Linked DNA regions of Homo sapiens: all the other regions are linked to region 3. A link is a loop called in an ENCODE intact Hi-C map of the cell type or tissue named here. Cell type or tissue: endothelial cell of umbilical vein. All regions are shown on one strand. Each heading gives the region's core, and the rest is flanking DNA. Links, peaks and the distances in the headings are about the cores only.

Region 1 (11,154 bases), core at 3,304-8,303, 230 kb before region 3:
TGGTTCCAGGGTGCAGTGCTGACCCTAGAGCCTCTCCCTAAAAGGCAATAGAATACAAACGTAAGGTGATCTGAATTGTTTCTATTTCACTGCTTCTCCTGCATTCTGTCAAATGTTTTCTGATTGCCTAACAGTGTAAGATATGTCCAATAATCTGCTGTGGGAGACCAGAATACGGCACCCCAAAATATACTTCTTTGGCATAAGAATTGTTGAGCTAAAGGCAATTAAGAAGTAGGTGCTGTAAAGCTCTCTGCCTTCCCTCTAATTGCCTAAAGGCAATGCATAGATTTACAAAAACAAAAAGAATCTTGCCTCTCTTAGACCATGTAAGTACTAACAGGCCTGGCCTTGCTTAGTTTCTGAGATCAAACAAGATCAGGCACATTCAGGGTGGCATGGTCATGGGCCTGCCCCTTCTTCTACCAGGGAGAACAAAGGTTAACCACAGATGACAATTTTAAACGTTACAGGCCTGGAGATGGCACCAGAGGTATCCCTACCAACACTCTTTATCAACTAGCCTTTGTCTGCCAGTTATTTGCCTTCCTAGAAGTTGCCTCCCTAGAGACTTCAAGTCCTGTTTGGTCTTGTCATTTCTCCAAAATGTACTGTTCTTTCTTGAAGACACTATATAAGCTGGAATTCAAAGCCACCTCTTTGAGAATTTCTCATTCCCTATGTATTAATATATCTCATTTATGTATGAAATATACATGTTAGTAAACTTCTGTTTTTCTCTTTTTAATTTGTCTTTTGATAAAGAGGACCATTCCAACTAAGAATGTATGAGTGTTAAAGAAAAAATTATTTTCCTTCCCAAAACTGTGAAGAGAGCTGTTACTGTGGTCTCGCCTAGAATAACAAAGGACAATTCAGAAAAGCTCAGGCCGCACTATAAATTGCTCTATTTATGCCCCCAAGAAACCAGTGCTACCTCTGTCCAGGCAAGATACTTTGGGAAGCAGCTGGAAGGTGTGCTGGCAGTTCTGCAGTGGCCGCTGGACTACGGGGCTTTGGTGCTTATGATGGCAGAGATGAAGGACATTCGAATAGATGCCCTATGTACAGGGAATGATCAGTGGTAAACAGAAGAGACCCAAGGGCCTTCTAATTCAGTGGTTCCCAACTGAAAGATTCTCCCCAGGGCCTGAAAGCTTAAGGGAATGAATAACTCCTCCCTCCTCAGGCCCAGTCCCAAGGCGCAAGACCCAGCAGCGTGCGTCAGCAAGATAGCAGAAGCAGGAAGAGAGGTGGCCGGAAGACACATACCCCCTGAAGATGGAGAGGGAGACTGTCCGGGTACTACGTAGCTGTCATGTCAGACTGGGACACTTCCTGTTTACAGAGGGCTATAAAACCCCTGCCCCGTCCTCACATGGGGCTGATGCCATTTTAGGCCTCGGCCTGTCTGCACCCAGGCGCTCATTAAAACAGGGTACTGCTCCACACTGCCTTGTGTTGTTTGTTGGCGTGCTCTCAGGGTTCGAACCGATACAAAGAGCCTCGCACCAACCTGATTGTGTACAATATTCTCCTGGTGAGCTGTATAAAGCCCAGGCCCCACCCTGGAGATCCTGATTGACTGGGTCAGGATGGACCTAAAAGCTTCCTGTTTGTTTAAAGCCCAGCCATGTTAAAGGACCACTGTTTTTACCCAAAAGCCCTAGTCTTAATTAATCAGAATTGCTGACTGTTTTATGATAGTCATGTATACCAGAAAACAGGCAATGTACGCCTGGTATCTTAGGGTCGAAGACTTTTCCCCTCTTCCTCCCAACCACATGAGAACACAAATGACAGAGTTTTTCCTTGGCAATAAATGAAAGCAACTTCTCAAGCAAGTCTTCCTAGATAAGATTATTAATGTGCTTTCTAATTTTAAAACTAAAGCAAAGTTAGAGTCATGAGCTCTTCTGATTAAAGGGAAATGGAAAGAGGAAGATCTCTGATACAACTGTTTCCAGAGTTTACTTAAAGAGGAGATAGATGATGTTTTCTTTTAAAAATATTAATGCTCAAGCCCATATTCACCTTACAAATAATTGAGTGTTGAGGACTATGCAGCCAAATGATGTGATGGCTTTGTTGGCACATAAAGAATTTGGGTTTAGTTGAATGACACAACAGGAGACATATTTTTAAACTATAGCCAATTCCATTGCCAATTTTGAATAACAAGCCAATTCTTTCTTACTAGTCAGGATGATTATTGTGTACAATATTCTCCGTCACGCTATTTGTCTTTGCAGAAAAATAAAGATATCTGAAACAAATATCTCTGTTTTTAGGAAAGGTAAAATTTTAGGAAAGAGTTTTTAGGAAGGTAAAATTCAATAAAAAAGGAATATAATACTCTTTAAAATTATAAATAATGTTCAGATCAGCTGCTGTTTCACATCTTCTGTGCTGTTACCAGATTAAGCAATTGGTGAATTAAAGAAATGATTTTGACTGACTGTTGATTTAAGAAAAACAGCTGTGACTTTAAGTTCAGAAGACTTGAGACCTTAGAAATCTTGAAGTTCGTTTCAAGTAAAATCCTTAGAAAAAGGCCTGCTGTATAACTAAACTGAGAAAAATACTTGCTTGAGTCTCTCTCTGGAGAACTCATTAAGAATTTCACTAAAAAATGAGTTCCTTAGAGAAGTAACCAAAAGTAGGCACAGAGAGGATCTGGTCAACACAAACAGGGACCATGAAATGAGAAAGCCTCTATGTAGGCAGAATGCGTTCTGCTTATCATTCTGGGAATTTATATCATTTGATCATTGTAAACACTGTATCTTTGACATTTCGTGAGAAAAGAATCACTCTGATCTATATTCAGAAATTATTCTGACCTTTCTAACATCTTTTCATTAGGAATGTCTATAATAAGGAAAGTTAAAGTAAAGTAAACCTGAGCTCTTTATAAGTACTCTGAGTTGAAGCATGCAGTTTCTTAAAAAGGCAGAAAAGCCATAAATAAACACAGAATAAGTATAAAAATCCATGTCATTCAAGCCCTGCAAAAACAGTAAGTATAATAAATCGTTCATGCATTTACTATCTTAGAGAGATTTTCTTTTTTTCATGAAATTATGTCTGTGAAAGGAAAATAAAAACTTGGGACCCCCAATTCACTCTGCCAAAGGGAAGAAGATTAAGCTGAAAGCTGAGTCACGCAAGAAGCTGCCTTTCCTTTTGCTCCTAAGCAGAGAGCTACAGATAAGAGGTTAAATATCTCCACAGGTAGTTACTCTATGTTCACCTTATTGTCTGTAAAGTGTTCATTTACTGAGCGTGAGATGAATACATAATTGACTATTCCCCTATCTATTTCTTTTCTCTTGCAACATGTGGATTCAGTAATGTGACCACCTTCTTCTTTCCCCTCCAGCCTGCCTTTTCCCTTTAAATATGAAGTCTCAATATTCTCATCTTCAGAGAAAGGCACAGACCTGTCTCCTAGGTGCATGCCCTTAACCTTGGCAAAATAAACTAAATTGACTGAGATCTGTTTCAGATACATTTTGCTTTACAAGCCAAAATCAAATTTCCATTCCAATAGCTTTTACTGATGGACACAACATCTTACTGATAGATTCTTTATATTCATTATAACTTTTAAAAATGAAAATGATCTAAAGCATCATTAAATACTATTTATTAATTAGATGACTCATTCAACTGTATTTTTTGAAGATCAGGTGCTTTTTTAACCTGGGAGCTACAAAGCTTAACTGATAGGAAAATGTTAATGCTTATGAGAACAGGTATATTATTTTCTGTTGAAGTCTATAGTTTATATACTTCTAAAAAGAAATCTTTGGTACTGAAAAAGTTAGGAACCATTGCTTTAGACATGTGAAATAAAAATCGCATATTGGATACCATACAAAGGGCTGATACAGAAACTGGTGAAATAAGGAAATGATTTTGATTTATTGTTAAGAAATGTGAAATACTTTTGTAAAATAAAAATTGCATATTGGGCACCATACAAAAGGATGATAAAGAAACTGGTGAATTAAGGAAATGATTCTGACTGACTGTTGATTTAAGAAAGATAGCCATGACTCCAAGTTCAGAAGACTTTAGAAATCCCAAAGTTCATTTCAAGTAAAATCCTTAGAGGTATACTATATAACTAAACAACCTGGAAAAAATACTTGCTTGAGTATTTTGAACATCAGTAGACTACAAGCTGTGTCTACTAGCAAAGTTTTATCTTTGGAAAAGGAACTAACAAGGACTGCATCAATGATAATTGCTTTGTTAATCTCGAATCGTCTTACAACATATTAATAAATGGCATGAAGGCAGGAATTTTTTGTTCCTGTTTTATTCAATGATGTGTTCCCAGTGTCCAAATGAGTGTATGGCCCTGAGAAGGACAGTAAGAATTGTTTGCTGAATAAATAAATGAATGAACGAATGAACATCAGCAATTCCACAAGAACAGTGTGAACTTCATAAAGCTCAACTGAAATAAAAAGAAGATGCAGTCTCTATTTAATTTGTAGTCCAAAAATCTCTACATGGAAATACTTAGGGAAAGATGCTACACATTTATCTGACAATTTTTATGTACTTTTTTTAGCATGACAGTGTTTGCAAATGATGTTTCCCCAGAGACAGGGCTGAGAGCACAGTTCTTATTAGCACAGTGTAACATGAAACAACTCTATAAACATTTTTGATGCACTCAACACTTTGAGTACTCTCTCTTCTTAATAAGCACATCCCCACTGCAGTGGAAAGATGATAGCAAAAATTAAGATAATAATAGCATGATCTCTTAATGCTTTGCCTCAACAACAATCTAAGACTTGTAAGCTTCCTCTAACTGCATCAATCCCAACCCTGTGTCAGGCGCACTACAAGGTGCTGAAAACATCTAGATGATGAGTGGGCAAAGTCTTATCTTTGGAAAAGGAACTAAGAAGAACTCATCATTAACAATTCCTTTGTTAATGTTGAACCATCTTACAACACAAATGGCGTTGAATACCAAAGAAGTCCTTGTGAGGTGGGTTGCTAAGTGTGACCATAGCTTATCCTGTAGGGAACTTAGGAAAACTAAATAATTCTGAATACCTTATGGGTAGCAGACATAGGGCAAAGGAAAAAAGACAGAGATGACCCGAATCCTAGTGAAAAGAACATCAATCTGGTTATCTTTTAAAACACAGGCATAGGTGTAAGAGGACCTTCTGGTCACTTTCTAAAATCCTGCACTATTTAAGTAAAAAGAGACAAGTAGCTTGAATAATCACAGCTTAGAGTGAAAGGGAAAGAGAAAGTCAGTTCTGAGTTCACACTGACTCTATGAGTTTTTGGTTTTCTGCAACTTGGAATTTCGGGCCACCTATTATTATAATAACACATTATAATGATGCAGTAATTTACAACTTCGAAAACAACTAGAATTGTATGGCTCTTAAAAAGCTACAGAGAAAAAAGTGAATCAGTTCTACCCTGGGTGCTCTCAGTATGAATAAAGCATTTCTTTGCTTGTTGTGTATTAATTTAGATCCTCCTCCTTGCTCATTTCATATTTAAAACTCTCCCATTATTGACATAACAACATCTCTAAAGCAATTATTTGTGATTTTCTTTTTTATGTGACACAGAATTGTGACCAAAGGGGGAGTAAACCGCAAATCTGATTAACTCTGAAGTGACAACACTCCCACATTTCATGCACCTGCTGGAACAATCAAATGATGGAGAAGAGGGAGGGCAGAAAGCAGGAGTGCCTTTCAACAGGAGGCCCGAGGGAAGGTCGCTGTGGGTCACTGACAGGCAGGCAGACACCCACAGAGAAATCTGTGCCAGCATGTCTAGACATGGCAGGAAATGCTCTGGGCCATATGGAATAGATGATATTGCCACAATCCAAGGAGGGTGTCTGAATGCCGTCTCCATCTATTTTTGTTCTCAAACAAAGTTGTACTCCCTGCACGTCTGGCCGGTCAGACATTTTCCCTACATTACTGCTCTGCTTTGGAGACGTCACATTTTTGAGCTGATTTTATAACATGAAGCTACAAAAAGGGATCTATGCCCATGATTGATGTTCAAAACAATATATGCTCCTAATTTATATAACAATATAGATGCTGAACTTCTGCGATCATGCTATACATTTTAAATGATGTATGAGACGAGAAATACTAGCACAGTGCAGGGAGTGAAAAAGCCATATCTGCTCTCTTAACTATGTTATGCACTAGCATACATACACAAAAATATTAGCATTTTTTACTAGTCTGGGCCAAATAACAATTCTCCCTAACAGTTCTTTCTGTAAGCTCTTGAAAAATTTTCCTAACAACTCAGTCTTTTCAAAAGAAGCATAATTCTTTCATTTCCTTTTAAAATTGAAAAGGCTATTAGATTGTATCAGCCTCACCCATTGGAAGCTATGATGGTAACTTCTTAGATTTTCCTTGTGACACAGAATTCTCAATTTTCTCATTCTTTTCCACCTATGATGTTTCAGTCTCCAAACTTACCACCTGCTTCTGATCCCTATTTGCTAAGCACATCCAGCAAAAGCTAACCTGGGAGTCTGGATGCACTAGCAATTTCAGACGTCTCCCATTGGTGCGGCCATCACTGCACTCAGCAATTCTATGAGCCCTCACTCACTCCCTATTACACTTTTCTTTTTTACACTTAATTATTTATATATTTTTAACATTTTACTTATTTATTTATTTAGAATTGATAAATAAATGGCCTGGGTGCAGTGGCTCACGCCTGTTATCCTAGCACTTTCGGAGGCTGAGGTGGGAGGATCACGAGGTCAGGAGATGGAGACAATCCTGGCTAACACAGTGAAACCCCGTCTCTACTAAAAATACAAAAAATTAGCAGGGCGTGGTGGCATATGCCGGTAGTCCCAGCTACTTGGAGGCTGAGGCAGGAGAATCGCTTGAACCCGGGAGGCAGAGGTTGCAGTGAGCCGAGATCGCGCCACTGCACTCCAGCCTGGGCAACAGAGCGAGGCTCTGTCTTAAAAAAAAAAAAAAGAAAAGAAAAAAGAATTTATAAATAAAAATTGTATATATTTATCAATTCTAAATAAAACATGTTGTTTTGAAATACGTATACATTGTGGAATGGATAAATCAAGCTAACCTACCATGAGGTAAAACACGTGCTTTACCTCATGTGCTTTTTTTTTTTTTTTTTTTTTTTTGGTGATGAAAACACTTAAAATCTACTCTCTTAGCAATGTGCAAGTATATAATACATTGCTATTAACCATAACCACCATGTTGTACAATAGCTGTCTTGGACTTATTCCTCCTAACTGAAATTTTGTATCCTTCTTTTCCAAAATTCCCTCCCCTAATCCCTAGTAATCCCCCTTCTTCTCTCCACTATGAGTTCAACTTTTTTACACTCCACATGCAGTGAGATCATGCACTCTTTGTCTCTCTGTGCCTGGCTTATTTCACTTAACATAATGTCCTCCAGGTACATCCATGTTGTCCAAAATGACAGAGTTTCCTTCTTTTTAAGGCTGAATAGTATTCCAAAGTGTATATATACCACATTTTCTTTATCCATTCATCTGTTGATGGACACTTATGTTGACTCCATATCTTAGCTATTGTCAATAGTGCTGCAGTCAACATGGAAGTGCAGATATCTCTTGCACACACTGGTTTCATTTCTTTAGATGCATGCACGGGGGTTGGATTGCTGGATCCCTATCACACGTTTGCTCCACGTCTGCTTGCCTTCCTCCTACAACTCACTTTCAGTCCTCAGCTCCCTCTGTCCTCTCTTTTGCTCTCCAATGGCAGCTGATCTTGTTTCCCCCTTTACTTAAAAAAGATCAAGGCCACAAACCCAAAGTCTCTTGATTCCATCTCAGCATTTTACACCCATTTCACTTCCTTCATCTTCCGCATTAATAAAAGAAGTGTCCTTCCTCTTTTTCAAAGTAGATTCCTTCACTTGTGTCTGGATCCCTTCTGCCGTTGCTTCAGGATTCAACTTTAAACCTCTACAAACACTCAAAGGGTCTCGGACAGCTGGCACACAACACTTCACTTACTCTTACCATGCTTTCATAGTGAGTGAATGAACTAGTGAATGGGTAGAGGTGATGTGCATTCTTACAACTGGAATTCCCTCACCTTTGGGAGGATAAACCTATACTTATTTAGAATTTCCAGGAAGGTGGCACTGATTTTGCCTGTAAGGCAAAAATCCTTTAAGGATTTAAGCATACAAGGTATTTTCTCTCACAGAATCTTTATTAATCTTCTAAAAGCTGCCTATTTTAAGTCTGAATCAAGGCTCGTGCTTCAAGGGGAATATTATTATAACGTATGTGTGATATAACACTCAATGTCCTAGACCATTAAGAAAACATTCCTCTTAAGTTTTGTCAAGTACATTATGAAAAACGTAACTGTCAGTTCATGTAACGAGTATTTTTATTCTAGGCAGAATGGAATTCAGACCATCATCTATGGGGCTAGTGACTAAACCAATCCAATGTTCTTTAAAGACATTGGAAAAAAATGTCTTTTCTCATTGCTTTATGGCCTACATACAGTATGAAAACATTAATAAATTTTAAGCAGGTAATTCATTAACTATATATACTATATGCTAGAAGTTCAACCAAGAGCTCATATACCTATCACAGGGAATTCATAACCAAGAAATTTTGTCATATTTTCTTCACATATTTTGTCATATTTTCTCCTTTTTGCTTTTTCTTTCTCTTTGTTCTTCCATTGCGGAAGTATTTTAAAGCAAATCACACCTCTGATTCCATTTTACCTTTTACTAGTAGGTCTCTCTAAATATTACATAACTATAATACCATATACCTAAAAAAATAAACAGTTGCTTGGAACATATTTCTTTAAGGCTTCAAGAGCAATCAACACATATTATTTCTGGTTAGGTTAGGTGTATTTCCTGTACTGGTTTTTAAAAATAATCATTCTAATAACTAAGATTTACTGACCAATTATCAGGTAGAAAGTATTACACTAAATTTAATCCTCCAATAACCCCATGGGGAAAGTACTATTATTATCTCTACTTATCAGACAAGTTAACAGCCTTGAGAGACATGAATTAACTTCCCAAAACTGATGTAGCTACTAAATGACAAAGCCAGGACTTGAACTCTTGCCAGCTGACTCCAGAATCTGGCCACTTCGATTACCGTGCGGTACACAAGACACACAAAGGTATGTGTCTTGGGGGTGAAGAGATATCCAGATGTATTTCGGAATTCAGTATGAATCCATATTTCCATATTTAAAAAAATCTTTACCTCACCAATTGCATTCATTACTTTCTTTTTCTTAAATGATAGAATGGAATGATATATCAAATAGAAGGTAATTGTAGGCAATACAAAATTTATATGGAAATGAAGTATTTCAAGAAAAATGGAGTTTAATGAAGTGATGTTAGGAAAAATACCTAGAAAAGTATGTGAATAAGTTACAAGCAGACAGGAAACCTCATCTGTACTTAATTAAGACTTTTTGTATTTAATCATCGGGATAACACTTTTTCCAGAAGTACTACCCTGGTGCTATTTTCTCAAATAAAGGCCCACGCCAGCAGCTCACATGCATGAGCAGCCCTATGCCAGCTGAGTACCAACTGGTGGTACTCAGGTCATATGAAATATATTCTCTGATGAGAATGCAATACGTTAATAGATTAGTCCCAAGACAAATTTACAACTTTAACCGATGAAGCCCTAGAGTACATCAGTAAACAAAGTAATGAAAAGTTATAAGGGAGGTAGTCAACCAGTAAACAGCTTTGTTTTCACTGGTCCATAAAAATTTACTGTCTAGGAGGAGGAGCCAAGATGGCCGAATAGGAACAGCTCCGGACTACAGCTCCCAGCGTGAGCGACGCAGAAGACAGGTGATTTCTGCATTTCCATCTGAGGTACCGGGTTCATCTCACTAGGGAGTGCCAGACAGTGGGCGCAGGCCAGTGTGTGTGCGCACCGTGCGCGAGCCTAAGCAGGGCGAGGCATTGCCTCACCTGGGAAGCGCAAGGGGTCAGGGAGTTCCCTTTCTGAGTCAAAGAAAGGGGTGACTGACGCACCTGGAAAATCGGGTCACTCCCACCCGAATATTGCGCTTTTCAGACCGGCTTAAGAAACGGCGCACCACGAGACTATATCCCACACCTGGCTCAGAGGGTCCTACGCCCACGGAATCTCGCTGATTGCTAGCACAGCAGTCTGAGATCAAACTGCAAGGCGGCAACGAGGCTGGGGGAGGGGCACCCGCCATTGCCCAGGCTTGCTTAGGTAAACAAAGCAGCCGGGAAGCTCGAACTGGGTGGAGCCCACCACAGCTCAAGGAGGCCTGCCTGCCTCTGTAGGCTCCACCTCTGGGGGCAGGGCACAGACAAACAAAAAGACAGCAGTAACCTCTGCAGACTTAAGTGTCCCTGTCTGACAGCTTTGAAGAGAGCAGTGGTTCTCCCAGCACGCAGCTGGAGATCTGAGAACCGGCAGACTGCCTCCTCAAGTGGGTCCCTGACCCCTGACCCCCGAGCAGCCTAACTGGGAGGCACCCCCCAGCAGGGGCACACTGACACCTCACACGGCAGGGTATTCCAACAGACCTGCAGCTGAGGGTCCTGTCTGTTAGAAGGAAAACTAACAACCAGAAAGGACATCTACACCGAAAACCCATCTGTACATCACCATCATCAAAGACCAAAAGTAGATAAAACCACAAAGATGGGGAAAAAAACAGAACAGAAAAACTGGAAACTCTAAAACGCAGAGCGCCTCTCCTCCTCCAAAGGAAAGCAGTTCCTCACCAGCAACAGAACAAAGCTGGATGGAGAATGATTTTGACGAGCTGAGAGAAGGCTTCAGACGATCAAATTACTCTGAGCTACGGGAGGACATTCAAACCAAAGGCAAAGAAGTTGAAAACTTTGAAAAAAATTTAGAAGAATGTATAACTAGAATAACCAATACAGAGAAGTGCTTAAAGGAGCTGATGGAGCTGAAAACCAAGGCTCGAGAACTACGTGAAGAATGCAGAAGCCTCAGGAGCCGATGCGATCAACTGGAAGAAAGGGTATCAGCAATGGAAGATGAAATGAATGAAATGAAGTGAGAAGGGAAGTTTAGAGAAAAAA
Region 2 (11,154 bases), core at 2,318-7,317, 61 kb before region 3:
CCTTTGTAGGGACATGGATGAAACTGGAAATCATCATTCTCAGTAAACTATCGCAAGGACAAAAAACCAAACACCGCATGTTCTCACTCATAGGTGGGAACTGAACAATGAGAACACATGGACACAGGAAGGGGAACATCACACTCTGGGGACTGTTGTGGGGTGGGGGGAGGGGGGAGGGATAGCATTAGGAGATATACCTAATGCTAAATGACAAGTTAATGGGTGCAGCACACCAGCATGGCACATGTATACATATGTAACTAACCTGCACATTGTGCACATGTACCCTAAAACTTAAAGTATAATAATAATAAAAAAAAACTTCTTTATTTTGAAGAACATTCATAGAATTTGCTTAAAAATTAAATTCATTTAATAAAATGTTAAATTTTTATAGCAAAAAAATAAAAATAAAAATAAAAACAACAACAACAAAGTAAACCAATACTACATCACCAATGAGTATGTGTGCTTTGTAAAGAAAGCCTAAGCTTGGCTGGGTGCGGCGGCTAGCACCTGTAATCCCTGCACTTTGGGAGGCCAAGGTGGGTGGATCATGAGGTCAAGAGTTTGAGACTAGCCTGGCCTACAGGGTAAAACCCCATCTCTACTAAAAATACAAAAATTAGTCGGGCATGGTGGTGCACACCTGTAATTCCAGCTACTCAAGAGGCTGAGGCAGGAGAATTGCTTGAACCCGGGAGGCAGAGGTTGCAGTGAGCCAAGATTGTGCCACTGCACTCCAGCCTGGGCAACAGAGCGAGACTCTGTCGGGGGTGAGGGTGGAGGGCAGCCTAAGCTTATGCCTCATTTACTTAAAACAACATTCAGTTAGACAAACAGTACCACAAACACACAATTTAAAGAGTCTCTTAATATCTTCTGGCAAGGGTAGATTCCAGTACTCTCCTTCCCCAATCCTAAAAGATTCTAAGTTCTGTAACCAGATGACCTTCTCAGTGTTAAATTACTCTCCCCTTAAAAACTGATCCCTCTCAGCCCCTCTGCCCGGCCAGCCGCCCCGTCCGGGAGGGAGGTGGGGGGGGTCAGCCCCCTGCCCGGCCAGCCGCCCCGTCCGGGAGGTGAGGGGCGCCTCTGCCCGGCCGCCCCTACTGGGAAGTGAGGAGCCCCTCTGCCAGGCCACCACCCCGTCTGGGAGGTGTGCCCAACAGCTCATTGAGAACGGGCCAGGATGACAATGGCGGCTTTGTGGAATAGAAAGGGGGGAAAGGTGGGGAAAAGATTGAGAAATCGGATGGTTGCCGTGTCTGTGTAGAAAGAAGTAGACATGGGAGACTTCATTTTGTTCTGTACTAAGAGAAATTCTTCTGCCTTGGGATCCTGTTATCTGTGACCTTACCCCCAACCCTGTGCTCTCTGAAACATGTCCTCTGTCCACTCAGGGTTAAATGGATTAAGGGCGGTGCAAGATGTGCTTTGTTAAACAGATGCTTGAAGGCAGCATGCTCGTTAAGAGTCATCACCACTCCCTAATCTCAAGTACCCAGGGACACAAACACTGCGGAAGGCCGCAGGGTCCTCTGCCTGGGAAAACCAGAGACCTTTGTTCACTTGTTTATCTGCTGACCTTCCCTCCACTATTGTCCTATGACCCTGCCAAATCCCCCTCTGCGAGAAACACCCAAGAATGATCAATAAAAAATTAAAAAAAACTGATCCCTCTCATATACTGCTGGTGAAAATGTAGAATAGATAGTCACTGCGGAAAGCAGGTTGGGTGTTGCTTATAAAACTAAACATGCACTTACATAACCTAATAGCTACACTCTTGGGTGTTTATCCCAGAGAAGTAAACACTTAGGTGCTCACAAAAAAATCTGTACATGAATGTTCTTAGCAGCTTTATTTTTACAGTCCCAAACTGCAAACAACCCAAATGTCCTTCAATGGGTGAATGGTTAAATAAGCTCTGGTGCATACTATGGGATACTATTCAGCAATAAAAAGGAGTGAACTATTTATAACAACTTGAATGGATCCCAAGGCATTATCTCAAAAGGTTATATATAGTATAATTCCATTTATATAACATTCTGGAAATGACAAAATTAAAGAGATGGAGAACAAACAAGTATTTATTAGTGGCCAGGGAACAGTGGAGGGATGGGTACACCTATAAAGGGGCAGCATAAGGGAAGATCTTTTGTTTGATGGAACAATTCTGTATCCTGATTATTGTGGTCGTTACATATACCATACGTGAGACTAAATTGCAATGAACTACACACACACACACATTAGTGTGTGTACAAAATGATTAAAACTGAACAAGCCATATAGTCTAACTTAACAACAATGTACCAATTTTAATAAATTGGTTTTGATATAACTGTATAAGATGTCACCATTAAGGGAGCTGAGTGAAGGGTACATAAAATTTCTTCATGTGGAAGTAGACTCTTGTGAGTCTATAATTATAATTATTTCAAATGTAAGTAAAAGAAAAAACAAAAGATCCCAAGCAGCTTTTTAGCTCATTCATATGTAGAAATCTATAAACAGCAGAGGAGGACAACATTCCTCCTTTTATGGGGTTGTCATTTCCCCCAAGTTACTCACCCTAGCAGCAGAACAGAGACTAGATCTCATGCCACCAAACTCAAAATGCAATCCTCTGTCACACCTTTTATAGTGGGATAAAATGAAGAAGCAAATGCATTAACATATCCATAATCTTGGGCTTTCAGTAAAGCCATTCCCCCAGTGACAAGTCCTTGGGATTCCTGATCCAAATGAACAGGGCCTTGAACACATCTAGACACGGAGCCACTTTTAACTCTGCCTGGAAAGGTCAGGGGAGGCTTCCCGCATTCAGGGAAATTTGAGCCGAGTTTGAATGTTGGGTAAGAGGTCACCTGGCAAACCTGGAAGGAAAGAGCAATCCAGGAAGCTGCAGGCCTGGACAGCATCCCAGTCTTGGAGCACTACAGGATGAGGACGGGGGCTGTGTGACAGTACAGGTACCCGTTGGGGAGAGCCAATATGAGCCTGGAATGAAGTGGGTACCAGGTCCAAAAAGTCCCTGGTGCCATCTGACAGGTGGTAACTCTCAAAGCTCAAAGATAGACACCCACTATGCTCACCAATGACAGGGAGTCTCTTAACACTTCTCTTTATATTTTAAGATGCCTACATTATATTTCTCTTCCTCACATGAATGTCTTTTGCTAGTTAACATAAACAAGATGTCATGGTTCTCCCAATAAGTATAATAATGTGATGCTTTTGTCAGTTGTTTTTTCTGTCTAAGCAAAGCAGGGATTCTATGTAAAGCAAGTAAAATTAAGCTAGTGATGATGGATATCAAAATCACTACTCTAAATAATACACAAATTATAAAGGAATCTCAAGAGCAGGTTGAATCAGAAAAAAATACGCTCTGAGTATGTGCCTTCTCAATGCTGGTCTACACTCTCAAAATAAACGTAGGTCATGTTTTAAGTTAGTAAATGTGGGGAAAAATAAAATGTACAGAGGCTGAGTAAAAATACAGACGCGTCCTACCAAAAGGAACCAATAATTCTTGACTTAAATTTAACAACTTTGTTCACTGTGGCAGTAAAATATTAATGGCATTGCAAAGTTGAATTTGCGTGGGCAGTAATTCACAGTCTCTGGAACAGAGTCTTTATTTTATGTCAAGTCATTACCTCAGTAAAAGTTACCAAAAATAAATCCATTTGACTTCCAGTATTTTAGACAATAAATAGGGTCATTTCTCACAATGGTCAAGTTGGCATAGAAATACGGAGGCTGATAATAGTGAAAACCTACGTGACATAAAGGAAATGGCCGGCCGTATGCCATAAATATGTCTTAAAACTAACAAATGTGATCCTGCTTCTTGTAGTTTTTGAGGGGTCTTCTGTTCTTTGAAATAATCTAAAACTCACAGCATGAGATACATGCTGCTCACTAGATGAGATCAGCTCTCCATTCAGCACTTGAGATTGTTTTAAAAGCGCTGTGGCCCATAACTAATAAATCACTCCATGGTGACTACAGTGTCAAGTATATGCAGCCATGTGATTCCCTGTGTACCTGGGAAGGGCAAAAGGAGGCAAGCAATTCAGCCAGGATACGGGGATGCCAACACAAAAACTCCAGGGTAGATCCTTCACCCGTATGTGAAACTTAGTTGCCCTTGGTTTTATAGGACAAGGAGAGAGGAAACCAACTATTTTCTCATACAATAAACCATGGGCTCCTTAAGGGTGCCCATGTCTTATTTCTCCTCATATCCCCAGCCCCAAAGACAATACCTCTCAATAAATGTTTTTTGACTAAATGAATCAAAGATAGAGTGAATGTATGCATGCATTGTACAATGCAGGAAACAGCTAAAATGTGATACATACATTATTTATTCACTTTTTTTGTTACAACATATTTATCAGGTGCCTATAATGAACCAAAAATCATGTCAGCTAATGAGAAAGAGAAAAAAAAATCATATGGCATAGTCTCTGCCCTTAAAGATGTAATAGGAGAGACAGACATGAACACTAATGACACAAAAAAGGAGGAAGGGAAAAGCACAAAGTGGGGTTGTAACACACTTCATGGTTTCAAACTGAACTATTGGTATGGGGGGAGGAGGAGATGCTTTTAAATTCTATCCCTAGAAAGACGCCAGTGTCCTACAGGGAAAATATGCAGGGTCTGGAGGCAGAAGACTAAGTCAGACAGAAGAAAAAAGGGATCCCTTCATACAAGCATCATCATTGTGAGCCTGAAAGGCTTTCAAAAATCTCATTTCGGGCAGATTTATTAATATCTGCATTGAAGGCAAGGATGAAACGAGCATGGGGTGGGAGTTTGGCAGCCCTTAGACCATTAGGAAAACAGTGGACTGCCACAAAGGTTACTTCTCACTTTGATAGGATCTCATAAATCCATGTAAACTGGCCCCCTACTTTAGAGCCGGAGGACATTTTCTCTGTGGTTGCTTAGTCTTAACTACAGGGATTGCTGAAGAGGTTTAAGTCACACTGTTTCAAAGGCACAGTTCTGCTTGAATTTAGGTTCATCACAGTTAATGAAGCAGAAACGAATCCTTTTGCCATCTCAAAAGGATGTCTAGGTATCACAAACAAAAGAGTGGAAATTAACCAGGAAAAATCTGGGATAAAAACAGGACATTTGGTCATCCCAGCCTTGTGGCAGCTCACACAAAGGATGCAATGTTAAAAATAGCATCAACAACATTCACACAGAGATGATATCTAGAAACAACACAAAGATTGATGGCATGCCTGCCCTGAAAGGACCTTAAAACAGGAAGCTATATAGAGACCAGGCATGCATACACACAAGCAAGGCAGTTAAGCAAATGCTTTAATAGAAAAAAGGGGCGGGGGGAGGTGGGGAAAGGCCTTTGGTCTTGCTATTTCACCTCCATTCAATATCCTTGGTTATTGGATATTGAAAGTATCCAATACAGAAAGTAGGAGGGAACATGGGACACATGCAAAAAGGTTATTAAAGGATGGGCAGAATACTCTCTGGCCTTACAGAATTTACTCCTGGTTTAAACTTCTACTTGGGCACCTGGCCCACAGCTTGACAGACCCACTTTCGCTGCAGGATTCATTAAGCAAGGAAGCTCCTACAGGCCAGTCTTTACTCTTTGTCAGGAATTCTAAGTGTCACTCCTGAATTTCAACTGACAATGGACAGAAGTGAAATGGATGAATCCAGAGACTGGTATTCAGGGCTCTTAAAATTTAGAATCTCAAATTCCAGGATGACCAACTGCCTCTAAATTCCACAAGAATTTTCTACTTCTCTAATATTGAAGTCCTTCTGAGACTTCTAGGTCTTCATTCCAACCCAAATCCCAGAATAGGGATACAGGTCATACCGCATCTCTCTAGTGTTTTGAGGAGAGGTGACAGGCTATACTGATGGAGGCCATGTGGGTGCCTGCGGGAGCTTCTGAGACCTTCAAATGCAGAAACATTTTGCAGGGATAGTTCTTCCTAGCCAGAGAGAAACCAAAATAGAGTCCAGGGCTGATCGAGAGAGAATTTACTGTTCCACTCCACAAATGTTCTTATTATGAGCTTTTTCATATAAATGAGCACACTTTCCTGCTTAATCTTTTATTTAGGCTCTTTGATTTTACACCTCTTTGCCTGAATGAAAAAAAGTATGCTATAAAAAGGCTGCTTGGCCCAGGTATGGCAGCTCATGCCTGTAATCCCAGCACTTTGGCAGGCCGAGGCGGGTGTATCACTTGAACTAAGGAGTTTGAGACTAGCCTGGGGGACATGGTGACACCCGTCTCTCCTAAAATAGCCGGGCATGGTGGCGTGCACCTGTAGTCCTCGCTACTTGAGGGCTGAGGCAGGAAGATTGCTTGAACCTGGGAGGTCAAGGTTACAGTGAGCCGAGATGGCACCACTAAACTCTAGTCTGGGTGCCAAAGTGAGACCCTGTCTCAAAAAAAATACGTAAATAGAAAATTTTAAAAATTAAAAAATAAAATGGCTCTTTGGATGTACGGTTATAAAGGACAAAGACTGCTTCTTTGGAAGAGTGCTGTATACAGGTAGGTGGTTATTAAGTGAACCAGTGTTTCTCAAACTGTGAGTTATCTCACATTAAGGCTTCCTCAAATGGTTTGTGAAATAATTTTTTTTTAACAGACTGGAATGGAATGGAGTGGGATGGAATGAAATAGAATGGAAAACAAAATACTGGAGTGTACCACATGTTGTCAGATTAGCTATTATTTGGTAAAACTTGTGCCATGGTAGGAGGCCAGAATGATGTCAATTTGACATTTAGAAAAATGTAAATGCAATGTTCATATTACTTTGAATACTTCACTGCATTACAATGCTTCAGAATCGTTTCAATTGTAATTAGACTAAGTCTCAGAGTCCATAATTTATAGAGTTAAGACAGATTAACAAACAGGGTGGAGCTTTCACTACAATAGCAACACTCTTCCTCCCTGAGGCTCGGAAAGCCAGCAGTGACACCAACAGCTTGCGAGAGGTAAACACCCTATGCCAAACCATCAAAAACCCTATACATCTCAATCTCTTCCACAAGCATCTGATTTCAATATGGCAGGTTGACCCAATAAACTGTGGAAGGTATAAAAAGTGTTTTTACTTATGTCTTTAAATAACTCTAAAAGTGTAAACTTAATGGCTGGGCACGGTGGCTCACGCCTGTAATCCCAGCACTTTGGGAGGCCAAGGCGGGCGGAACACAAGGTCAGGAGATCGAGACCATGCGGGCTAACATGGTGTAACGCCGTCTCTACTAAAAATACAAAAAAAATCAGCTAGGTGTGGTGACAGGCAAGTCCCAGCTACTCAGGAGGCTGAGGCAGGAGAATGGCGTGAACCCGGAAGGCAGAGCTTGCAGTGAGCTGAGATTGCGCCACTGCACTCCAGCCTGGGCGACAGAGCGAGACTCCATCTCAAATAAAGAAAGAAAGAAACAAACAAACTTAATAAAATATCTAAGACCAGAAAAATAAGGAAGTGGATTCTAAAATTATAAGTATATCAAGGTGGGTTTCAAAGTGCCACAATGCATTATCCTATTTAATAAGAAAACGCTATGCTTCAATGAGGCATATTCCATTTCTCAGAATAAAAATAATACATCATAATAAAACACATTTACTTCAGTAATTTCCTTAACCAGTATTCACCTATGATTGCTATAAAATTTATTTCACCATTAAAACATATATGTGTGTGTGTGTGTATATATATGTATACACCAAAAAAAACCCCACAATTTTTTGTTTAATCAATAAAGTCCTTTCTGTATAATTTACTATTTCTAAATCCTTAGTTTAATTTTGCCTTAAGGCATAATTTGTTTTAACTGAGACATAATTATCTGATTGTGGCTCTTTAATTCTTTTATATTACTAAATTGAAAGTTGGTATATTTTTCAAGTAAATATGATTAAGGCTTATTGATAAATATAGATTGAATTTTAAGTCATTTTAAAATAGTTAAAACCATGGAAATAAATAGCTTTTCATTAATATATTTACGCTTTACCTTTTTAGTCTTATGTTTTTGTCAAAACTAAGCATCTATCTATTCTTACTTCTTCTCATTATACTTCCCTGATGCAGTACCATACACACTGTAGGTACTTGAGAAAAAAAAATATTTTCTGAATGGAAAGACTACATAAGACATGATAAATTTATTCCAATACCCAATTATAGTCTAACTTATTTATTAAATTTTATTCCCTAAAGCAAATTCTTATTAGCTATATAATCTATCTCCTTTAATCAACAGAAAGCCATCAATCCAAGCATTCAGTATTACATCCACTTGACTATCCTGCCGCCTTGATTAAGCTGCCTGTAGACTGCTGTGCAAGGAATTAAATACCATCTAGAATAGAAATTCAAACACCAGAAACTTTGAAGAAAAAAAAAAGGTAACCAATAGCTTTTTCTATTTCTTTTTTCCAAGAGTTCCATAAAATTGTTATCAGTCCTCTCACCAAAAAAAAAAAATTGAACCAGTACAAATTACCCCGAAGTTTAATGATAAAAAATTGAATTTTGTTGCTTTCCTGGTGGAATATCTGAAAGGCCAACAGAAAATAATAAGAGAAACCAACCCTTATTGATTTCCTTCCACATTCTTCCTAATTCCAGGCCACCTGCCCCAAATGATAATCTAAATCTTCAGCCAAGCTGAGAAAACCAAGTATTTGGCAACCATCAAGAGCTAATCAGATTTTTCCTGTGTCATACACCAGTGCCATGGGTTGAAAGGGGAATTATTTGGGCCAATTTCCAAAGATGCAGTGAAAATTAAATACCCTCTCAGAAGTTTTGGCCTCAGTGTGGCTTATAACCCAAATCAATAGCTTGTAAAATTTCAAAGCTCTGAAGACAATAAAAACAAAAAGAATGAAACCGGTTTCATTTTATAGCTAATATGTTTTAATATCAAAAGAAACATAGAAACTATGAAGGACTAGCAACACACATAAAGCCATTATCTTGTAGATTTTTCTCTCTGTGGTTGATCTCACATTTGCAATCCCAGAGTAGCTTGTAAATCACTCAGCCTAACATCATGCCAGAATTCCCACTCCCACAGACAAGTATGATGCACTTAGGGAACACAAAATAATTTTTATTACCTTAATCCAGACAATTACGAGAAGATAAATCTGCTACAAAATGCCATAATTCACTCGCTCCCTCACACATGCGTAACACCTATGTGTCAAGCCCTTTGCTGGGGGATGATGTGGCAAACAGAATTGTGTCCACCCTCAGAATTTATACTTAGGCGGAAGACAAAAGACTGGATACAAATAACTGGAGTTCAAGGTCAAATGTTGTAACTACTATCAGGCTGGCATAAACAAAACACACTAGGATTCAGGAAGGGGCAGAAATTACCTCTAGTTTATGTGATCAGGCAGGGCTTTTTGGAAACAGACCACATTTAAATTGGGTCTTGAAGGATGAATATGATTTTGAAAGCAGAGACTGATGGATAATTTGAAAAATGAAAAGAGAGAGAGAGAGGGCTGACATTTTCCAGAAGGCTAGTATGTATGCCAGCACTGTGCTAGGAGCTTTTATTTATGATATCTCATTTATTTTCAATGGGAAAGCAAAATGGTATTCAGCTATGGAATTTGGGAGAGAGGCAAAAAGGTGGGGAAGATGGGTTGGGTGAAAAGGCAGAGTGCCTCCAATACTGAGCCAAAAAATCTGAACTTTACCTGAGGAAAAAATGGGAAACTACCAACCACGTTTAGAATGCCAAAAGAGAAAAAGAGAGAGAAGACAGCAAGAAAGAAAAGGTATTGAGTCATACATATTGCTATAGATAATTGGTACAAATAACTGCCAACCACATTTAAATAATTTTTTTATCATAGCTTATGTGATGCCTGTATGCTATATTTCATTAAAAGTTTTGGAAGGATTCTAGAAGATAATTTATTTCACCTTCTACTCAATTGAATAAATCCCTCTACATCATCCCAGAGAGTTCCTCCAGCCAGTCTCAGCACCTGCACAACAGGGAACCTCACAGCGAGCTCCTGCTATGCGTCAAGGCCTCTGTCAGAGGAGGTTACATTTCTCCACAGCTTGAGAGGTTGCAAAGCATTTCTTTGAGCTAAAATCTCCCTTGTAGTTTGGTCCTTTGGTCCGAGATCACACACAGGACAACATTTTTCCATCTATTCTAAGACATGCTTTTTACCCATTTCAACAACTATAAAATCAGAGGGAGGCTTACCATCAATTCTGCATTATAACTTTAATAGGCAGCAATTTTTCTGAAAGGCAAATAAAATAATGACTCATTTTATAGCCAGTGGTATCTCAGATGCAATAAAACATAGTAAGATAATATTTTACATAAGGTTGGCCTAACCCTTCCTCAATGGCTAATCTCTTTTCCATATTTGAGAAATGTCCTCAAAAGTAGAGATACCAAGCCAAGGTTCTGCAGCCATACACTCCTCAGCCCAGCAACAGTCTTCCATTTACTAGCTCAGTGACCTTGACCTGACTCACACCTCTTTATAATTTTAGTTTTCTCATCTGTAAAACAGGGCTAACAATAATACTTGCTTCATAGGCTTTCTGTGTGTGCATTACACTGGATAATACACATAAAGTATTTGCATAGTGCTTAGCACACAGTCAACATTCAGTAAATGTTAGCCATGATCATAATCAATCATCATCATCATCCACCTCTAGATTAAATAATTTCTTCTCTACAATCATCTCCCATATGACATACTTGCTAAAACTTTTGTCTACTTCTGGGTCCACTCCAATTTGTCAACACCCTCCTAAAAAATGTTTTGTCAGTTCTCCTGGCTCCCTTCAAACCTCCTATTCTGTTATTTCCCTTTTACTCTAAAGACAATGATTTTACTATCTTTTCAGTACATCCTTATTGGTCCCTTTAGTTGTGTCACCTTGACTATAGTTTTTAGGAAAACTCTTAATTATCACTGTTAAACTGTAAAGTACTTACTATTTTGTCACACCTGGCTACTGAAGTATTTTGTTGGAAAATGGACACAATATGCTCTCACTGGTTTGGCATACATATGGTATGGGAGGACAATTACTGCCCTTACTTTTG
Region 3 (11,154 bases), core at 4,191-9,190:
ACACCATCCTTGGCTGAGTCTCAGACACTACCTTCTGATGAGTTCTGCAAGAGTGCTGGGCTAGGCCAGGGGGCAACTTCACTGGGACATCCTCGGGGGATCTCCATTGGAAGCAGACCGAGCAGAGGTTTCAAGATCACAGGCTGCCCAAACTTTAGCCCTGGCTCTGCACCAACAACCACCTTGCACCCCTGCATCCCAGTGGGGTTGCTTGGTTTCAGGGAACCTGTGCTTCAATATTTACTATGAATTTTGTCAGTTGCTTAGCTTTATGGTAACAGACACCCCTTATTCCCATACCACCACCCCAAACAAAACAAAGAGTAATGAAGACATGACTGGGAAGACACTACAACATACTGACTAAGAAACCAGGCTTCAGAATCTGAAACCAAATCAGAGTTCCACAACTCAATTTCCTTGTGATCCTGGACAGGTTCTAGAACATTTCTGTTCCTAAATTTCTCACTAGTAAAAAGGTGGATAAGAATAGTACTCACATCATGTAGTTGTCATGAGCACGGAATGAAATGATGCATGTATGACCTTGGCATAGGGCCTGACACCTAGTAAGAGTTCAGTAAAGGTTTACTATTATTATAAAACAAGGTACTGCTTATAGTAGTCTGTATCATCACAAAATATGGTAGCATTAACAATTTGAAATCAAATTAACATTAGTACTGAGGCAGAAATGGAAATTAAAGAATCTTCTCATTGTCCTTACTAAGACACCCACAGAGAAACCACTGCATTTGGACCTAATATTCACCAGGTATGCCACATAATTTTCCTATGGGGAAACATTAAAACAAAACATGTCAGTTCTCCTTTAGAGTACTATAAGAACTCTATTTGGAGGGTAACAAAATTTCAGGGACATATAAAAGAAGTTGCTTATTTATTAGACAAACAAAAGTCACCCAGCAAATATGCCATGGCTATTAAAAATAGATTGTCCAGGGAGGAAGAATAAACCACTAATTAAACACTTTTGTTTCTCTTTTTTTTTAAGCCATTAATACTGATACCTAGAGAGAAAAATAAAAACCAGAAATACTTTCAAAAGCCAAGCATGATAGACTAGCATTTATCAGTTACCTTTTTATTTTCAATCCTCAAGAAATGCAATCGCCCAAATAAATTTTAAGTATACCAAAACACTAAGAAATTACAAAACTCAATAGCAAAATAACTCACGTGTTACAACCATAATTACTTCTATAACTAGAAAATTATTATCCTCATAGGAAATCCTGGCAAATTGCTGAAAACATTTCTCTTCTGAGTTAATCTAGGAGGGAAAAAAAATAAAACTTCAGAGTCCAGTCACTTTGAAGTCCTTATGCCCAAAAAGACATTATCTCCATCAATTGTCTACATGCGAATAATTTCAAATGTCTTTGTCTGTGCAACAGCCACATTTCCTTCTCTTATGATGTTTTTCTTCTCTCCCTATCCCATTTTCATTTTCACAGCTGTTTCTGGAGAATAAAAATGAAGGAACACTTTCTTGCTCTGCCTCTCCATGCTCCACTTTTTACAAGTCTTTGTCTGATTTACTACAGAGAACTATAACCAAACCCAAAAAAGAAATGGCAAGCGAAAGTAGGAGAGAAGAGTGTGCTTTTGCGCTCAGAAGCCACCACTTCTCAGGTGGAAAATAAGAATGTCATGCCATGATGACATTCTGCCTTGTGTCACAATGATTAATAGTCATAATTTTTTCCAATTAGTGGAGTAAATGCAACCAGTCGATGGAATCTGACCAATTTTGCACAGTATGGTCAGTGAGTGCTATAATTTGGATGTAGAATGAGATCTAAAATGATTATTTTCCATTTGACAGCTAAGTGCAATATTATATTTTCATCCCTTTTTTTCACAACTGAAAAAGAAAAGAAGACTTTCAGAAAAAATAAGTTATTTCCAAATATGACCCCTTTAACCAATGTTTTCTTTGAATTGGTACCATGTGACTCAAAAATTGAATATAGGGTTTAGTTAATTTATTTAAATAACTTAATAGCTCTGGCAATTCCCTGTTAAGGACAGAAAGACTTAGGGAAGTAGAGTGGTTTTATACAATATTTATCAAATACTTACCAAAATTAACAGAACCAAGTACTATAGGGAATTGCCCAAGGGCTTCAAGATAACACATAATGCTGCAAACATAGTATACTGTCTGGTAGAAGAGACCAGCACAAACAGTAAATATCTCATACACTTCACCTTCAGTTACTTGAACACAAACCAAAACATTTCAGATACAGAATACTTCAGACAGTTCCAATGACATCTAGTCAGAGTGCCCAAGAGACTCTCGAACTTACAATGAATTCTATAATTTCAAGGTAACTTGGAAATCACCTCATCAAACTATCCTTTCACAGCTGAGGCCCTAAGAAGATAAATGCTTTGCCTGAGTTCATACAGTTGTGAAAGAACCAAAATTAGAATCCTGGCCTCTTTCATAAGATAAACTGGAGTTAACCCTTTCAACTAGGTACTTTAGAATGATGATATCAAACAAATGTTTTTCAGATATGAAGAGCTTTATTACATCAGTGGTGCAAACTGTGCTGCATGGCATACGTGTCTGGAACACGCAATAATTCCATGACAATTCATACCCCCCAACCCAGAAGATTTCCCTACCACCACTTAAAGTAGAAGCATGTCAGCTCATTAGGAAAATCTAGGTAGTAACTTCAAACCTTGTTGTAACAGAATTTACATGCAATACTCCAGCCTCATTTTAAGTCAGTGGTTTTCAAACCTTGGTTTTCACAGTAAAGGGTGTTGTTGTTGTTCAAATAAATGCTCATATACACCCTCATCATATAAAAGCAGCATTTTATCCTACTAAACTTATTTTATCTTTCTGAATTTATATTTTCTCAGTATCAAGTCAGTAAGAACAATGACGAGGGTTCCTGGTAGCCCATGTCACACCACTGCAAATGAGAAAGAGGGTATCCTTCTTCCCAGCTGAGACATCCCAAAATCCAGCCACCATATGCAGAGCATACCATACAAGTGTGTGACAGATCACTGCCAACACAATGTTCTAGTGAATAAGCCTATTCTAATGAAAACAAAAATTTGGAATGGGAAGCTATAAATAACAATTGTAGTCTATTTCTTCAGCATGCCATATATTTCTATATTTTGTGTTGGTTATGCTGTGGAGTGAAAATGCTGTTTCTCACCAATGGCTAATTGCATATTTGGTAGGAGTTTTGTTTCTGTCTTTTGATAACAGCTTGCCTTGCTATCTCAAGATACTCTTATTCTGGAAAAAAAAAAAACTGTGGTGGGAAATTTTTGTTACAAAATGCAATCACTAAAAGGTTGGAAAAGCACCCCAAACTTGCAGGAAGCAGTAAAAATGCCTAAGATCCAGTACTGACCGAAGATTTTCTACAACTGACCATTACATGGTGGCCAGAGGATATGACAAGCAGATGTATCTGAGTATCTTCTGGCATTTAAACGGAGTCTAGCAGTCACATGGTGTTGTAAAGACTTCAGGTGTAAATACCCTATTAAAAATTTATACCTACACACACTGACTCAAATAACATGTACATTTTCACTATATGTTACAATTTATTATGTAGCAAATGTTATACTAAGAGCAGAGGATACAATAAAAATAATACAGTCCTATCTTCACTGAAATTCAGCGGTTGGTGGTAGGTTTCTTCATGACATAGCAGCCTAGCCTTCTTGTTTTTATTCTCTGTCTGGGTTTTGTTTTTTTTTTTTTTTTTTTTTGAGATAGGGTCTCTATATTGCCCAGACTGGTCTCAAACTCCTGGGCGCAAGCAATCCACCCGCTTCAGCCTCTCAAAGTGCTGGGATTACGGGCATGAGTCACCACACCCGGCTTTCTGGGTTTTTTCAATGGCAATTTTACATAGTCACAGGACAAACAGAACCACAATGTATGTTTCAGATTTTATGTAACTAATTTCATATACTTTTGACAAATTCTATCACTTCTCTCACAAACACTTGTTTTCCTCTGTGGATGTCGGGGGGTTGCCAGGCCCCAGTCAGGATACCCTCATCCACTCAACAAAGCCTGGATTATACATCCTGGACAACCTTGTATATAAATGTAACAAATAACTACAACACGCTGAGCTTTGGGCTTTCTCCCTCATCCAAGGAACCCATTCATTCATTGATTCAACACTTACTGAACTTACTACAGGTTAGCTCTGTGTTACCCTCTAGAGAAATCAAAGCTGAACCACACAGCATCTCTGGCCTCAAGGGCTTCCCTACACTGTAGCAAAGTCGGACAGTTTCAAAACAGCAGCAGCAAAGGCCCTGAGAGAGGCAGCTGCAGGGCACAGAGCAGGAACAGAGGTAGAGCAGTACTCTACCAGGAGGAGTAGAAAGAGACAGACACTCTCAAAGAACAGACATTGCAGTTAGGTTTTCCAGGTAAAGAAGCAGGAGGTGGATGGTCAGCCCAGGAAGCATTTCAGCAGTTGCAGAGGCAACAGTCCTCAAGTAGCCTGGCATCTCTGAGGAGCCAGTGGTTCCATAGGATGGAGGACAGCGTATGAGAGAAAGAATTGCCCAGCACGGGATGAGATTGCAGACAGGGGCCGATTTAGGAGGGAACTTGTGTACCATAAAATGACTTTGAACTCTATCCTGACTGCAAAAACAAAAAAAAAAAATTAAAGATTTTGTTTTTTACAAGTGAACTACATCAACAAATTTGCTTTATGAAAAAGGTCACTTGTGGCTTAAGTCCAAAGCATGTACTAGAGAAAGGAGAATGCAGAAAAGGAGAAAGATTAGAAGACTACAGCAGTAATTCAGACCAAAGAGGTACCTATTAAGCACACCAAGGAGCATACCAACTCCTTGGACAGGTAGGACAGGGCTTCTCTGAGCATAGATGAAGCAGAATGTGAAGCCCCAGGTCCCAGCAGAGCAAGGGCTTCCAGTATCAGAACCACAAGCCTCAGAGCTCAGGGTTTCTCTTGCTCCTCCAATGAATGGGAATCCTCCCTTTTTTCTAGCCCCCTACCTTCTAGGCATCCCTGTTACTGCAGGTTTCTTGTTTTGTTTAGTTTATTTGTTTGAGGCAGGGCCTCATTATGTTGCCCAGGCTAGAGTGCAGTAGCTAGTCACAGGTGGGATCACAGCTCACTGCAGCCTCAAACTCCAGGGCTCAAGCAACCCTCCTGCCTCCGCCTCCCAAGTAGCTGGGACAAGTGTGAGCCATCACGCCAGCCATGAATTTTATTTTCACTCCAGGGTTCCTCCCTGCTTCTGGTCCATCCTCACTCAAAGACGCACACATTTATTCCCTTCACGTCACTCAGCACTGTTTGGTCCTTGGCTCCCATTTCCCTATTTCTCCCCACCCCTCTAGTACCCATCCCCATCTCCTGAGGCACCTAGTGGCTCCTCTGTCACCACTGTGCCCCACACCCCCACCCACCAGCAGTCAGCATACTGACTGACCATCACTACCACAGACCAATGCTAGAGTAAAAAGACAACGTGGGGACTTATTTCACATAATACTGGTATTAACACTAGTATCTTATTTAAAAAATAAAGTATAGTGAGCAATTTCTTCAGCACTGCCCATAGAACCCCAAAGCCTGGGGCTGTGCCTCCAGATTCTGGCCCTAAGTCGTATGTACAAAGGTGTGATACCATGAAGGGACCACATGCTTCAGGCTGGGACAGATGAGTGCCTGAATCTCAGCCCTTCACAGGTGGGTCCCCTGCAACAAATTACTGGCCCTCTCTAGGTCTGCTGTAAGGCTGGAGTATGTGCACAGGGCCAATCACACAGGCCCAGCCCTTGGTAAGCATTCATCCTAAAGCTGGGTTTTCCTCTGCCTGCCCACTCTTATTTTTCTGTAATTTAAATATGGATATGTTTAAATTATATACTATATAACATTACATACTATATATACTTATATAATATATATTATAATTATATATAAGTATACTTAAATATTATATATTATATAGTATATAACTTAAACATAGTATAATTTAAATATAGTATATATACAGTGTTTGTGCTTGTGTGTGTGTATATATATAGTGTGCATTTATATATAATTATATACTATAGTTTCTATTTATCCTTCCCAAAATCTCTTGAAGGAGAAGAATCGATCCTAAATCCATCTTTCTTCCTCTGCCCAGTCTTAGAAGGAATCACACACAAAAAAAGATAAACCATTTTCCAAGATACTTAACATCGGTCAGGTGACAGGAATAAGAGGGGACAAGGGGGAGGGGAGGGGGAGGAGGTGGAAATTACCCAAAAGGAAGAGGAAGAAGGTTTTCCAGATATTTAAAATGTGATTCCACTCAGCTGTTTATCTTGGGCGATCTTAGCAGCCGGTGACTCACTCCTATGGGAAGTATCTCAATATGAAACTTCTATTCTTTTGTAGAAGTTCTGAGTCTTCCAGGATATGAGACACTCTTTCCTCCTCAGGGCTGTTTCTTCAGGTGCACAAGTGAATAATATCATCACCATCCCAAGTCCTTATCTTCATTTTAAAGCTTGAAGGGGAAATATCTGTCTTAACTTTCACACTGATTTATCTGTGATACTTTATGTACTCCCTTACTGTGTATTTAAAAACAAAATCAGGGTAACATCTATCTTGAAGAAATGTTGTTCAAAGTAAATGAGATAAAACTATGAAACATTTCTAGCTCCTTCACTTGTCCAGTCATCCAGTTCTATATCTCTTTGGATGCTTATCAAGCTAGCATATTGCCTTATACATCATAGGCATATACCATAAATAATCATCCAACAGAAGTTTTTCTACCAACATGTCGTAAAATATGCCCTTATGCTTGTCACTAAGAAAAAAAAATGCAACAAGTAAATCTTTAGAGGAAGGTACTAGCTACTCTCAGGAAACACATACTTAAGGATAGTAGAAAAAGAAAAGAAATTCCTCCAAATATTGCTTCATTCTCTTCAGGGACCTGATATTCAACAGCCAGGACTTTCAAAAACAAAGTACTCCTAACCCAATGCCCCAACCAAAGTTTCATATAATAAAACTTCCATCTACTTTTTAAAAATGCTAACCTATATGATTAAACCTGTCACCCTAGGTTTTTATAAAAAACTGTAGCAAAAAGAAATGAAGCATCTGAAGACTCTACCTCTTTTGGTTGCTTTGAAGGCACCCAAAGTGATGTGACAACTCAAGACAATGTGAGCAACTTTGCAAAAATGCCATTATTCAAATAAACAGATACCTGGAGTTACTAGTCGATATCTACCATCAAAAAATCTAACTCAAATGGGTGCAGTCGTTTATACTTGTAATCCTAGCACTTTGAGAGGCTAAGGCAGGAGGATCACTTGAGCCCAGGAGTTCAAGACCAGCCTGAGCAAAATAGTGAGACCCTGTTTCTACAAAAAATGAAAATAAAAATAGCCAGGTGTGGTGGTGCATGCCTATAGTCCCAACTACTGAGAAGGCTGAGGCAGGAGGATCACTTCAGCCTGAGAGATCAAGGCTGCAGTGAGCCATGATCACACCACTGCATTCCAGCCTGAGCGACAGAGCCAGACCATGCCTTAAAAAAAAAAAAAAAAAATTCTAGCTCAATTAAGTCTGTGCCTCCAGAGGTGGGCCTGCAGAGTCAGATCTCAAATCACAGAGAGAGCCAACACTAACTACATTGATTACACTGAGGTTGAGGATCCTGCTTCTACTTTTTTTATATCCCTCTTCCTACAATCCCTAAAATGTCTTTAACCCTTCTGCTTGGGCTGCCATATAAAGTACCACAGGCTCGGTGTTCTAAAGCATGGAAGTCCCAAATCAAGGTTTGGCAGGACTAGTTCCTGGTGAGGACTCTCTTCCTGGCTTGCAGACTGCCACCTTCTTGCTGCACCCTCACATGGCCCTTTCTCATGCTACCTATGAAGAGAGCATGTGAGCTCTCCAGGATCTCTTCTTATAAAGACACAAATCCTGTCAGATCAGGGCCCCACCCTTATGACCTCATTTAATCTTAGTAACCTCCTTACTCCATATATATCCATATTGGGAGTTAGGGCTTCAACATATGAATTTTGAAGGAATACAAACATTCAGTTTATAGCACCCATAAATAAGCAATTATTCCTATTATTCTGTAATTGCTAAATAAAACCTCTTCAAATTGTTGACTCTCTATGTTGAAAGGTCTGTCCTGCACAAATTATCCCTGGGTCCATAGTCCAACAGGACAGAGTTTATAGAACAAAGGAAAAGTGAGCAGTGACACCAACATCAGTCTTCTAAGCAAACATTTCATGGAGAGAGCAGAATTTTTACCTTAGGTGAATTCATCTGAAGCTGTTTCAACAAATTAAAAGAGCAATTAGAGCTCCCTTTCAAAGGCTTAGACCCCACAGCTATATGAAAACACATCTTCACTGTGGATACTGGAAAATGAACACAGCAGTGACATCACAGGCAGTCAAACTCATATAACAAGGAAAGCTACTTTAAAATTTTGAAACACAGTACTTTCTGCACATAAATGACAAACTAAATTCAGGCTGTCCAGACTCAACTTCTACCAGTCCAACCTCTAATCCTGAAAGGAAACCTCACAAAGGAAATAATGTTTGGCTTATAGAAGAACTTACATAATGATTTTCTGATTATAAAAGAAATGTATGCTAATTTAAGAAATTACTAGAAAGTATGAAATTAAAAATAAGCCATCTCCTCAATTATAATAATTGGTTGTAAGAACATTACAGGTAATGTGTATGCCAATTCTTCACCTCTGATAAGTATTTTCCCATTTTAAAACTCATTACAATAATTTCTACATAGTGTATACATGATATTGCCTAACCTGGGGCAAAGAACATAAATATTTAGTCTTCTGAATCAATTTCTATAACTATGGATGAGAGTATTAATGGAGATTTTACATACAATTAATACAAATATAGTTCTCCTAAAAAAACAAACTGGAGGCTGGGCGCAGTGGCTCACGCATGTAATTCCATCCCTTTGGGAGGCCAAGGTGGGCAGATCACCTGAGGTCAGGAGTTCGAGACCAGCCTGGTCAACATGGTGAAACCCCATCTCTACTAAAAATACAAAACTTTGCTGGGCACAGTGGTGGGCACCTATAATCCCAGCTACTCGGGAGGCTGAGACAGGAGAATCACCTGAACCTGGGAAGCAGAGGTTGTAGTGAGCCAAAATTGTGCCACTGCACTCCAGCCTGGGCAACAGAATGAGACTCCATCTCAAAAAATAAACAAACTAGCAAACAAACTGGAGAAGGGGCAAACCTTTACTATGTGTGCAATTTTTTAGGAATCCTCAGATCTTAATGTTTTTCATCCAGACTACTGGAGAAAACCTCAGAGGTTTCTTCTCTCTTCATTCTTTATAGAACTGCCTGTTGATGTTTTGGGTTTTCGTATTTCTTTGAGACCCTGGCTAACCCCTGAGCCTGTTATCAAGGCAGCTTTACAAGCTCCTCAACCAACTTTGGCTACCAGAGGAGAATGGAGAACAGGTTCTCTCCTCTCCCCACAAAGTGAATAATGTTTCATCCAGGATCTCGGTTGGGGCTATTTTCGGTTGCCTTATGTACATGCATCCCCACGTTCCCAAACCTGCCTACTTCTGGTTGCCAACAACGGATGAGATTATTCCATTTTGGAGAAAAAAAAAAATAAGACATAGAACCAAATCTCCACGTTTCTGCTTAAAGACTTCAGGGAGAAATTTTTGGTTAATGTCCAATTGATAGTCTAATAAACAGCAAATTTCTTGGTTTAGGAAAATGTTTCACAACTTGGGAGATAAGTTGTTAGCAAATTCAACCAGGAAAACTTACAAATTTCATATCCAGAAGGGTTCTCACCAACCACCCTCCCACGAGGGGGCACAAATGGGGGAGGAGAACAAATACACATGTGTTAGTAGTTTCCAAAAGCCTCCCATGTAAATGTCATGCTCTCCCCTCTTCCTCACTCTCCCGTTTTCTTGAGAAACAGCCATGTTTTCGTTCATTGCTAAGTGACAGATGCCTGTCCAGATTTAGTTGCCTTCCCGCTTCCATAGAGATGCAAATGTGATCACTGATTAAGGCAACCTGGATCTCGAACCTCTCTACAACGCGAAGGACTGAGCTAAAAATAAAGGTATGGGTTCAATTCCACTTTCAGATCTGCGTTCAAGGCTAGTTGATGTGTACAGCTCCAAGCCAGGTTCCCAGTTGTAAGTTATTATATACCATGTACCACGGTTTTAGGGCAATTCAGATGAAATCATCTCTTATCCCCCTACCTCCTTCTCTGTCACCAATACCCTGCCAGAAAAACTACACTATCCAGTAAGCTTTGTTATTGCAATACTTTCAAAGCAACTACAAAATCACTGTCCTTATGAAGACCACAGTACACTTCTCAATGGTGAAGTGGCATCTTCTATAGACCCCTTTCCACCCACCTACCCACCTTCCTGTCCTGCTCGTTTCTGAGAGTGGTCATCTCTCAACAGAATTAAAAAGATGGGGTGAAAAGAGAAGGATTACAGATGCTTCCGGCAGTAAATGGCGTGCTCCAAGTTGGATGTATTGACCTGGTCTCTAAGCTGGTGACAGAGAGTGGGGAAGGGGCAATGGGTCTTCCTGTCATCTTTCCAGTCATTGAGGCCTCTCTGTTTAATAAGGGAAAGCCAAAAGAAGCCACCAATAGGTTTTTTTCTCTTTTTAATCCAGCTTTATTGAGGTATTGTTAACTAATACAAATTGTATATATTTAAGTTGTACAAACTGATGTTGATATCACCTTAAATATACACACATACATTGTGAAATGATTACCACAATCAAACTAATTAACTATCTAGCACCTCACACAGTTCCCTTTTTTTCCTGTAGTGAGAATACTTAAATCTATTCTCTTAGCAAATTTCAAGTATACATTATTGTTAACTATAATCACCACGCCGTACCACTGAAAACCAAGAAAACATTGGTTTTCTTCAACCAGTTCCACCTGCCTTAGGGAAATTTCACGTGAATTTTGCCAACAGACGTTCTGTCAGACTTAGTTTTCAGTATTATTAATGTTTGCCTCTTTCTGTGAATTTATTG

The links. Peaks named below come from ENCODE experiments on the same cell type or tissue, not always from the same donor. Only the 100,000 strongest peaks of a DNase experiment are listed, where the experiment ranks them.
Region 1: it touches region 3 in a loop (12-fold over the local background); 25 of 110 quality-filtered maps call a loop at or near these places.
Region 2: a loop joins it to region 3, with 5 times the contacts of the local background. A loop is called at or near these places in 19 of 110 quality-filtered maps.

The regions. Positions count from the first base shown.
Region 1 is chr7:111,953,356-111,964,509 of GRCh38, forward strand. The region is part of intron 8 of DOCK4 (dedicator of cytokinesis 4); the gene reads right to left. It also overlaps the pseudogene RNA5SP237. Among named protein-coding and RNA genes, the nearest start is that of DOCK4-AS1, 150 kb to the left of the region's middle. RefSeq lists enhancers at 9,474-10,258, 10,259-11,041. In endothelial cell of umbilical vein, for the core only: no CTCF peak of the experiment used is centred there; a DNase peak (open chromatin) is centred at 5,826; H3K27ac peaks cover 787 bases.
Region 2 is chr7:112,127,252-112,138,405 of GRCh38, forward strand. The region is part of intron 1 of DOCK4 (dedicator of cytokinesis 4); the gene reads right to left. Among named protein-coding and RNA genes, the nearest start is that of DOCK4, 74 kb to the right of the region's middle. RefSeq lists an enhancer at 595-1,230. In endothelial cell of umbilical vein, for the core only: no CTCF peak of the experiment used is centred there; DNase peaks (open chromatin) are centred at 2,910, 3,860 and 5,200; H3K27ac peaks cover 1,993 bases.
Region 3 is chr7:112,185,985-112,197,138 of GRCh38, forward strand. The region is part of intron 1 of DOCK4 (dedicator of cytokinesis 4); the gene reads right to left. Among named protein-coding and RNA genes, the nearest start is that of DOCK4, 15 kb to the right of the region's middle. In endothelial cell of umbilical vein, for the core only: no CTCF peak of the experiment used is centred there; a DNase peak (open chromatin) is centred at 6,497; H3K27ac peaks cover 4,655 bases.